Linked DNA regions of Mus musculus: region 1 is linked to region 2. The links are chromatin loops, found by intact Hi-C in ENCODE. Cell type or tissue: left cerebral cortex. All regions are shown on one strand. Links, peaks and the distances in the headings refer to the core of each region. The heading gives the core; the rest is flanking DNA. Region 1 has its middle 93 kb from the start of Gm38996. Region 2 has its middle 170 kb from the start of Gm38996.

Region 1 (5,387 bases), core at 225-5,224, 79 kb before region 2:
TGAAACTATCACAAAATGAATTACTTTGTTATACAATGAACATATGAACCCAACATATGTGAATGGCTTCTTTAGAATGCTTGATGAATTTTGTAGACACACAGAATTTTAAAGCAATAAAAAGGGGTTATGGTTAATTTTTAAGTTTCCTGAGAGGCCCTGCTAGAGCCTTACAAATACAGAGGTGGATGTTCACAGCCAACAATTGGACAGAGTGCAGGGTCCGCAATGGAGGAGTTAGAGAAAGAACTAAGGAGCTAAAGGGGTTGACAACCCCTTAGGAAAAACAACAATATCAATCAACCAGACCCCCCAGAGCTCCCAGGGACTAAGCCACCAACCAAGGAGTACACATGGCTCCAGTTGCTTATGTAGCAGAGGATGGCCTTGTCAGGCAACGATGGGAGTAAAGGTCCTTGGTCCTATGAAGGCTTGACAGATAACCCAGTGTAGGGGAATCGAAGGCAGGAGGCAGGAGTGAGTGGGTGGGTGGAGGAACACCCTCCTAAAAGCAGAGGGAGGGGGGATGGGATAGGGGGTTTCCGGGAGGGGAGGAAACTGGGAAAGGAGATAACATTTGAAATTTAAATTAAAAAATGTCTAAATATATATACATATGTATATAAAGAACTAGATATAAGTATGTTTTAGGAGCTTTGAATGTAGTTTAGCTGACAGAATGGTTGCCTAGCATTCACAAAGGACTGAGTTTGATTTCCAGAACAACATAAACCAGATGTGATTGTTGCATGTCTATAATCCTAACATTTGAGTACTGGTGCCAAGGGGTTCAAGGTCATCTTCAACTACACAGAGAATTTGAAGTTGGCCTGGACTATTGGCTCTCAAACCAAACAAAAAATACAACCAGTGTTTTAGTCTTCCATAGTGTTAGTAACGTGCCATCACAAATCTTTTGGATTGTACCTTCTAACACAGAGATGTGAACCTTTTGACCTTGGAATACAAATTCATCTAGAAGTCCATCGTGCCGTCCATATTCAGAGCTGTCTTGGGGCATTTGTGGTATATGGGCTGCAGCCTGCCTATGTCTGTGGAAATTCAGTAGCAAACAAAGCCTAACCAGCATTTATTGTGTGGCCATATGTCTTGTAAATTCTTCTTCTGAACAGAACAATGTGAATAATGTGATGACTTTCATACGTGGCCACCTCCGTCTTGGTATTTGTTATATACATTGTAGATTATAGGAATTTCTTAAAGCTTGTTTAGTTAAAAACTGTACTTTGTCCTTCTGTCCATTGAAGTCATTGTTCTATAAGCTTAATGGTCAGCTATTGATTTACAGGGAATTTCTTACATGCATGTGTTTCCTGTGTTACACATACGTCCCACGCACAAACAAGCCACTCTTGCTATTTTTATGTGGTGTGCATGTGTGTTAAACGTCTGTGTGAGGAATGCCTTTACCAATCACTCAGGAATTTGCAACTTTGCCTTTACTTAACTTTTTGTTTTTGCAGAGTTTGACGGTCAAGCAAGGTGAGACCTGAGGGTCCTTCTTAAGGGCTTTTCTGAGCATGTGCTGGCTGGGAACATCCACATTGTCCCATAGACCACAGATCTGTTGACAAATTCCCAGTGCCCAAGGCCTCACTGCCTAGGCTTTGCTTCACAAATGCTTGATGAAGATGGTTCTTCTGCTTTGTCCATTTGGAAATGCATGGCTAGACAAAGAGTGGCCTCCTCCCTGTTGGCGGTTCGGGACTTTTGAGCCTAAGTAAACTCTGAGGACAAGTGATTACTTAGACAAGAGATTACAAGACAAGTAAACCCTCAGGACAAGAGACCATAGCTCTTAAAACAAAAGTCTTACAGATCCAGCTCTCAGCTCAGACTGGCTCTAAGCACTGGCTGCCAGCAGTCTAACATACAGAGTGCTTAAATACCAGCAGCAGCTAGCACTGGCCACATCCAGTGCTGACCAGCATTGCTGCTTCTTTTAACTAATGATACTGAAGACCTCAGCTCTTAGCATCAGTGAGCACCAAGAGCAGTAGGGTGGGGCAGGTATCCAGACCCTTGCCTATAATACTCACTACTGCTCTGGAACTTGATTACTGATTAGGAAACTCCAGTCTCCCAACCTTGATTCCCTACAATCTCTGCCTTCACTGAGCTTTCTGCTATTTCTTACCTCCTATTTACCTTGTTGGTATTTCCACAGACCCTCAGCATCTGATACACTACCACTCTTGTCCATGGTTATTCTGCCATGCTTCTTCAGCTGCCTCTGCCATTGCTACAGCTGTCTACACTGTTTCTGTCCCTGCCTCTATTTCTGCCAGCTTTTTCAAGTTACCAGCTCAGACTGCCATAAAGATCACAAATTTAACGCCAGTTGGCACAAAGTCTTTAGAGAGGTTTAATGTTGCAACAGTTAGACAGACTTTCTTGAAATAGATATGGCAAACCCAAGAAGTATGTGAAGTGTCCTGTTAGCATACACAGAAAAAGGGTGTGGGACAGATGTCACAAGCAAATGGATGAAAACCAGCACACACAGCTCTGCATGTAAATGAGAGGCTGCAATCTGCTCTAGTCACAAACTTTCTGCTCAGGAAGATAAAGTTCTCCTCTGGCTTGAATGAAGACAGCTGCAGGGTCATCTATTAGTCACCCAGGGTTGTCTCTGTCTTGGGGCACTGTTTTCCATCACTGGTCTGGTCCATAAAGAATGGTCTGACTTGAGTGTGAATTCAGCCAGGCTACAGTGATTCTTGGAAGCTGGCTGGATATTTTCAGAATGATTGCAAAATATATGATGCACATGAGCAGACAAGAGGAAAACTCGATCTCTAACAAAGGGCCTATCAATTGGGTATTCTGGACACTTCTAATCATTTTCCAGAAGCATAAAAATGAATGCTTATGGGACTGAAGGGATCGCTGAGTGGTTAAGAGGGCTTCTGACTCTTGCAGAGGATTTGAGTTTGATTCCCAGCAACCGGGTTAAGTGGCTCGAGATGTAAGGAGCTTGGTAAGTACCCACACAGATGTACACAAACACCCACACACCCCACAACTAAAAATAAAACTAGATCTTTAAAACAAAACAATCAAACAAATGAAAAATGTTTAGGTCTGAATTGCTTGTCAGCCAACCTATTGTTTGGTGTAAAGTTTAGAAATGAGGTAGGTTGTCAGATGTGGCACAACGGAAATAGTAAGAGCTTGGTGGAATACGGCATGGGGTCATTGAAATATCTTTTCCTGACATATTGTAAGATGTGTATGGAACTGTGGTTTCACACAAGGGAATTGTAAATTTTAGTTGAAAACTTTGGTCACTCTTTTGAGTTTAACATTTAGGGTACATGTGATCTGCTTTTATTATGAGACTCTATAATGTTCTATTTCTGTGTGCAGTTTCAGAATGTTCCCACACAGCTTTTTTGTGGTGTCCTGCTCCCATTTTTCATTTTTTGAACATTCCAAATACTTTTTTAATGATTAGTTTTTTGTCAACTTGACAAAATCTAGAGTCAGGTAGGGTGAAGGAACCTCAACTGAGGAACTGCCTCCATTAGACTGGCCTATGGACAAGCAAGTATGTGGGGCATTTTCTTTTTTAATGACTGATGCAGGTGGTGTCACCCTTGGGATTCCAGTCTTGGTTTGTATAAGAGATCCAACTGAGAAAGCCATGAAGAACAAACCAGTAAGCATCATTCCCCCATGGTCTCTGCTTCAGTTCCTGCCTTAAGTTCCTGCCCTAAGAACCATCAGTAAATGACTGTGACCTGAGACATGTAAGTCATATAAACCCTTTCTTCTCCAAGTTGCTATTAGTCAGAGTGTTTATCACAGAAATAGAAAGAAAACTAGAACAACCTTTTACATTAATTAATCAGCTGTCCTACCTCTTTTTGTACCTTCAATTAAATAATTTGTTCTGTGATTATAAGAACGTTTTCTAAAAGGTGTTAATAAAGTATCAACACTGAATCAACAGCTCTAATAGTGTTCAATAGTGCTTGATCATAAACAACAATGATGAACAGTTCTTCATTCCTGTTCTGGGAAAACTGGGTGTGTCTCATCTATCTCATTCCCTTCTGAAGTTCTTAAGAATGCATTTTTTCACATACCAACCGATTCCCACAGTTAGTCTGAGGTGTTTATACCACATAAATGATTTTATTGAACATTACACTATTGATTTGACATCTTACTGCATTTAAATTTTTAGTTTCTCTCTCTCTCTCTCTCTCTCTCTCTCTCTCTCTCGTGTGTGTGTGTGTGTGTGTGTGTGCGTGTGTGTGTGAAATAAACCTGTGCTTGTCTCCCCCCCTCCAGAGAACTGTATGGATGAGAATGTGTTTGGCTTATTTGCACAGCACAGCATTATTCTTTTCTGCTCTATTTATGTGTGTGGTTCATGTGTTTATTCTATTTTCCTCTTTGGGATGAAGTTTATCCTTTCACCTTCTGACTCACTCTTTCACTAGCTCACCCAGAAACAGCCACTAGTCTTCATATTATTTAGAAGACCAAAACCAGATTTTAAATAACCTATTAATGTAACTAAAGACCTTAGAAAATAGTAACTAAGTATGTGAAATTAGTGAAAGAAAACTGAAAAGTATCATCATTTCTAATTTTATGCAAAAACAAGAACAAAACAGAAAAGAAAAGAATCACTAGTGAGCGAATGAGTTCAACTTATCCCCTGGACACTGGATGGCACAGCCTACCCCCTTAGCTACACACAGGACAGACTTCCTGATAATGCAACTTTGTGAACAAACTATCAGAAGAGACTATTAAGTCATACTGCAATACATGGAAACATTTCTTCACCGTGTGAAATATCAGGTTCCTTCAAGAATTCAAGCCAGTGATGTCAGCTTTCACGCTCTGTCTTCAGAAGAAGCTTAGAGCAAAGCATTTAATTTAGACAAGAATTTGTTCAAAGATTCTTTGAACATAGACTTTTATTTTTTAATAGCTAAATTATGGAATTGATTAACTAAAATCTGGGCAATTCCCCAATAAGAAATAATAAAATGATCACAGATATATTTGACATCTCCAGAAGCAACTATTTTACCAAATTTTTGTTTCGTGACCATCTCTACTTCAAAATATTGCCTATAAGTCTAGAGAGATGCTCAGTGTATATATATTCCTGAAAAGGCCAGTAAAAGGTGCCATATCCCCTGGAACAGAGGTTAGAGGTGGTAAACTATCTGATGTGAGTACAGGGAACCCAACCTAGGTTCTCTGTAATAAAAAATTAAGAGTGATAAGGGCCCTTAACCACTGAGCCTCTCTCCAGCCCTGATCCAGACATTTTATTCTGTCTACTAAAAGAACAAGTTTCATACAACTCATGAGTCAATGTCCCTTACCTGGGACCATAG
Region 2 (5,387 bases), core at 310-5,309:
TGTTTTTATCTAAAAATAAGTGTAACTTAAAATGCAGCTGTACCACCTCTGGGTATATAACTAAAGAAGTCAGTGTACCATAGAGATGCCCTATATCCATGTAACCAGGACATGGAATTAGCCTTGACATTCACCAACAGACTTTTAAATGTCTCCTTTTTATGCCCAGTGAAGCCTCTCTCAGTCATAAATAATAAGGAAAAAATTACAGCATGTCATTTGCAAGAGAATGGTTGGAACTGGTGCTTATTATTTTTAACCAAAATTAGTCAGAAACGTACAGGCAAATATGACACTTTCTCTCTTATACCTAGAAACAAACAAACAAAAAAGTTTGGAAATAGCTGTTGGGTTCCTAGAAATGGGAAGGTGGTCCAGAGAAAAGGAAGAGGAAAGAGAGGGTTGGAGGTTTGCATAGACAATCATGGAAATATCTCATGCAATCTGTTCATTTGACCAATTAATAAATACTGAATAAATATAACTTATAAAAGAGTTAGCATGACCCATGATTTCTCTCACTTTGTGTGTCATCCTTGTAGTCTTGTGTGCACGAATTCCCACCACTACAATACTGTCTGCCCCAGGGCCTCATTAGAGCCAAGCAGATGTCAATGCCATGCTCTTGAAGTCCAATTACTATGAACTAAGTAAACCTCTTTCCTTTATAAACTACTCACCTTCGGGCATTTTGTTACAGCCACAAAAGTTAAACAAATACAGTGACCTATTTAGCAGATTACATTAGTATAATTAAGCTATCATTTGCAAAAAAAAAAATTAAGAGCATTAAAGCTATATCTATCTCTCTATATATTTATTTATTAAATTATGGAATTGGTTACATATTTTAATAAATGAAACTATGAAAATAAAGCATGTAGAGAAATTTTAGCTATGATTAATGTAGGTATTCTAAATGTAGCATCAAAAGTAGCGATAACTACACGTCTTTGAAACAATTTTTTAAAACATGGTTTATGCCAAAGAAAACAACAACAACAACAATATCTATAGCAAAGTCAAAGCAATAATTAAATCCAAGAAAAATTATCAATTCATATTTGAGATAAGAGACTAATACTCATAGCATGGTACTTATAATAAATTAATTGGAAAAAAGTCAGCTACATAATAGAAAAGCACTGTGCAGTCATTTCATTTGAATTGAAGCATTATTTCCTGAATGGGAGAAAGGAGGTTCATAAGAATAAAGGGAGATTATAAGACACAGGAAATAAAAAATGTACAAGGCCTAGATTGTCCCTGTGACTTGCAAGATTCATAAAACCCTTTCATAAGGTTATAGAAAAAAGTAATGTATGCTGAGGAGAAAAGACTGAGTTGCCTGCCTGAAAGCTAAGCAGAGGACTCTGAAGGTTTAGCTCTCTTGAGTCATCAACCTCACTGGGGTGGGATTTATGGTGATGTAGCTGATCTGGCATCACTCATGTTCCTATAAACAACTCCAGTGAATTCACTGGTCCAATTAGTTAGACTCAGGTAGTAGCATTGGTCTGTCAAGGGTGTTCTCTTTCAAGTGAATACATGTTTGTTTTTGTGTCTCCAAGAAAGTCATACAATGATATCCACAGTTTGTAATTAATTGGAAATACCAGGTACACCCTGGGATTGGTCACAAGAAATGAATGGCACGAAACAAATACAAATGGCTCTTGGGCATATCTATCCCTGTGGATAAAATTTCCCACGTGAAAGTGGTGAGAATCCATGCACAAATCAAGAATTAACAACTACAGGAAGCCATTTTCACATAGAGACCACTACATAGAGGCCAGGGTTAGGGTAAGGGTTGGGAGGAGTCAAGGCCACATAGAGAGCACTGCATAGAGGCTAGGGTTAGGGTTGGGAGGTGTCAAGGCCACAGAGAAGGAGCTAGAATCTCAGGAAGACCATAGAAAGACACCGAGAAAAGGCCAGGTTACCGAAGTAAAGTTTTCCAAAGCAGAAAGATTCAGCAAAAGAGATGAACACCTCCCCTTCCTCCTTGGTCCTCTCTTTTGTTCTACCACTGCCTCCTCACACCCACACTTAGGGAGAAACCAGTTGCAAGAGAACCTGGTAAATGAAGTTCCTTGTACTCCAAAGATAGTGAAAGTCTGGTCAAGTAAACCTTACAAGACACCAGCTCCCATGTCAGAGGAATTTGAAGTCTACACAAGTGAAAGCCACTGAGGGTTGAGATAAAGTTGAAGGAGGTTCCTGCAGAATTTGCTGCACTAAAGCTTTCTGGTACCACCTGTAAGCAGAAGTTCAGAGACAAAGGAATTACCCCTTAGCTTTTATGCCTAGGCAATTTGAGCCACAACATGTAGATCTTCACACCGAGTCAGTCATTCAAGGCACAGGCAGAGATTCCTAAGAAATCTATCAGACCCACAACACTCAGCAGGCTCCATTTCTGCCTTGATTGAAGTAACAGAAGAAGGACTGTGGGGCAGGAATGCTGGGGAAGGAGAGGAGCTACGAGAGGTAGACTTCTTAGCAAGTCTAACTAGGAAGCTCTTCCCTCCAGCTGATATCTGATTTTCCTTCCACTCCATATGGCTTTAGTTCACAATTTTTAAATATCCGGGTCCCTTATGGAAAATGTGTTTCTGAAAGATAGTGCAAAAATAGAAAGGAAAACAGAATTTGTTACTCAGTTAACATGGCAGCTGATTCCAAATCATATTTTTGGTGAATCAAAACTGCTGAGGCTCCAGGAAGTTTGCTCTTGGCTGCCAGCAGACATATGAATGGGGAACAGAGATATTTTCTAATTGAAAATCCACAGGAAAGAACATCATGCTACATGCCCCAGCAAGCACTGCTGAGGGTCTGTCCTACTGGGCTGCCCCAGCTCTCTTTTGGCCATCAGAGCATTTTCTTTTGGCACCTAGAGCCTGCCCTGCTTAACGTGATGCATTTAATACTTTATGAGAGAACCTTCATCTCTCTCTAAGGTGGTGCCCAGCTCTTCAGGAGTACCTGCAGGAAGGCAGCTGGAGCCAGGCCGTCATGGAGCTGTCATAATTTATCTCTATATGCTGTAGAAGTGCATCCCCATGGCTTTGGTTGGCTAGCACTGGAAGCCACAAACTTGAAGGTTACCTCAGAGGAAAAAGTCCCACAGGCTACACAACCTAGGTTTTCCTGCTGTCAAGTGTCCCAGATCAGTACCACCTCAGCTCAGCCTTCAGAAATAGGTGTCAAATAGTTCTTCTCAGTCTCACAGGAGTGGTGAAGTGTGTATTTCCCCAACCCCTCTTTTGTACAATTGGAGACAAGTTCTCAAGTTCCATCTTTATGGAAGACAGCATCACAGTCTGAAAGCTCCCTACAGAGACTTCAGTAAAGAATAAAATAAGAAAATAGTCAATGTTCAGCTAAATATGAGTGTTATGGTCCAGGAAGGCAGACCCAAGTTATCCTGAAGGATACACACACTGAGGAAAAAAGAATATGAACATTTATAGACATAGAACAAAACAAGCGTACATGCTACATTCAAAATAAATGCATTGGTGGTGGCTTTATGGAGGCAAGTGTAGTTTGCTTCTCTGTTCTTGTGATAAAATTGACAAAATGAAACCTGGGGAGGAGATGGCTTACTTCACCTTACACTTTCAGTTCATAATTTATCACTGAGAGAAGTCAGAACAGGAACTTGACCCAGGAACTAAAACAGAGACCATGGAAGAGCACTGCTTACTGGCCTACTTCTCTGGCTTGCTCAGCTATGTTTCTTATATAGCACAGATTCACTTGCCTAGATATGGCACTGTCCACAGTGGTCTGATCCCTCCAACATAAATAATCAACCAAGAAAGGACATGACCATAGACCAATCTGGTGGCAACTCAAGTGGGGTTCCCTCCTCTCCGGTGACTGTAGTTTGTGTGAAAAATTAGATAGCACAGTAAGCTATAGCAAGGTGAAGAAATCCTTTCCATAGATTTCACATGCCATCTGGAACCATTTTCAGATCTCGAGTTGATGCACAATAGAGGTATGCTAAGGCTATTGATACACTCTAAGAGGTTTGTCTAAGTCACAATACTTGGTTTTGTTTCAGTGTTTCTATGATAAAAACACACTGGCTGAAGCATCTTGGGGAGAAAGATTTCTTTGTAGCACAATTCTAGTTACAATGTATCACAGCAGGGAAGTTCAAGAAACTTGAAGCAGCTGTTGACATCATATCCACAGTCCCAAGCAGAGAACAACAAATCAATGTATTCATGGTACTCATCTGCTCATCTTGCACTTCCATCCTTACACAATTCAGGGTAATTCAGCCCAGGCGATTGTGCTACCCACACTGGGTGGGCCCAGACTGTATCAAGTTAACAATTAACGCGAAGCATCAGATACAAATGAGGGTAGTAAAGAAGCTAAGATTTCTCAAAGTAAACCTGGCTGTAGACCTACCTGGTCATGGTCAGGGTCTCCAGATTACAGGAATCTGGTATATGTAGATATGGCTTCTTCAGAGAACTCCAGCCTCACACTTCCAACCTTTTCCAGGATAGAAGTGTCAAGGATTGTTGTAAATCTGCTGCCTCGGTGTCTTGATTCCCTCCAGTGGTGCCCACAGACATGCTTTGGACTTCCCTGGCATTTCCACTCTCCCTTTCATCCTTGTGAAACATTCTGCCAGGCCCTTTTACTCTTGAATTTGAGGCCTGCAACATGGTGTGAGGTGACAGAAGAGAGAGCTTACCTCTCTGCCCAAGACTTGGGAGGTAATATACGATCTCTCCCACTCCTGCCCAGCGCAGCCGAGTGCACCTCAGCTGGAGCAGATGGATAAGGGTGGGAGAGCATGTGCTCATTGTGTTTCCCAAGGGCTGCAGCAGCTACAACATTCTGTTGTGTGGCCTACCCTACCTTCATTTTTCTCTGCCTAAGTCCCAGACTTCACATCATTTTCTTTAATGTGCTATCTTCTAAAATTAGCTAGATTCAGTGGTTATTTTTGAACATGAACATAATCTTTTATTTTAGATGGAAATTGGCTCAGTAGAAAAATATACTTAATTATTTTTATTAGTATTAGTATTAATTATATAATAAAATTTTGTTATAACATTTCTACATGCATATACTATATGTTTTCTATGGCCATCCCTCATTATCCTTTTTGTTTTAAATTTTTCTAGTAATTTATTTATTTTTATGTGTTTGGGTGTTTTGCCTACATGTCTATCTACCACATGTGTACAGTGTCCGCAGAGACCAGAAAGGGCATCAGATTCCATGGTACTGTAGTTATCAATAGCTATGAGTCACCATTTGAATGCTAAGAATCCAACCTGGGTCCTCCACAATAGTAGGTAATACTTTTAATTACTGATCTATCTCCCCAGTCCCTCACTATCCTA

What was found. Peaks named below come from ENCODE experiments on the same cell type or tissue, not always from the same donor. Only the 100,000 strongest peaks of a DNase experiment are listed, where the experiment ranks them.
Region 1: a loop joins it to region 2, with 2.3 times the contacts of the local background. A loop is called at or near these places in 2 of 42 quality-filtered maps.

What each region holds. Positions count from the first base shown.
Region 1 is chr7:40,199,858-40,205,244 of GRCm38, reverse strand. No RefSeq gene overlaps it. Among named protein-coding and RNA genes, the nearest start is that of Gm38996, 93 kb to the left of the region's middle. In left cerebral cortex, for the core only: no CTCF peak of the experiment used is centred there; a DNase peak (open chromatin) is centred at 2,410.
Region 2 is chr7:40,120,716-40,126,102 of GRCm38, reverse strand. No RefSeq gene overlaps it. Among named protein-coding and RNA genes, the nearest start is that of Gm38996, 170 kb to the left of the region's middle. In left cerebral cortex, for the core only: no CTCF peak of the experiment used is centred there; a DNase peak (open chromatin) is centred at 2,607.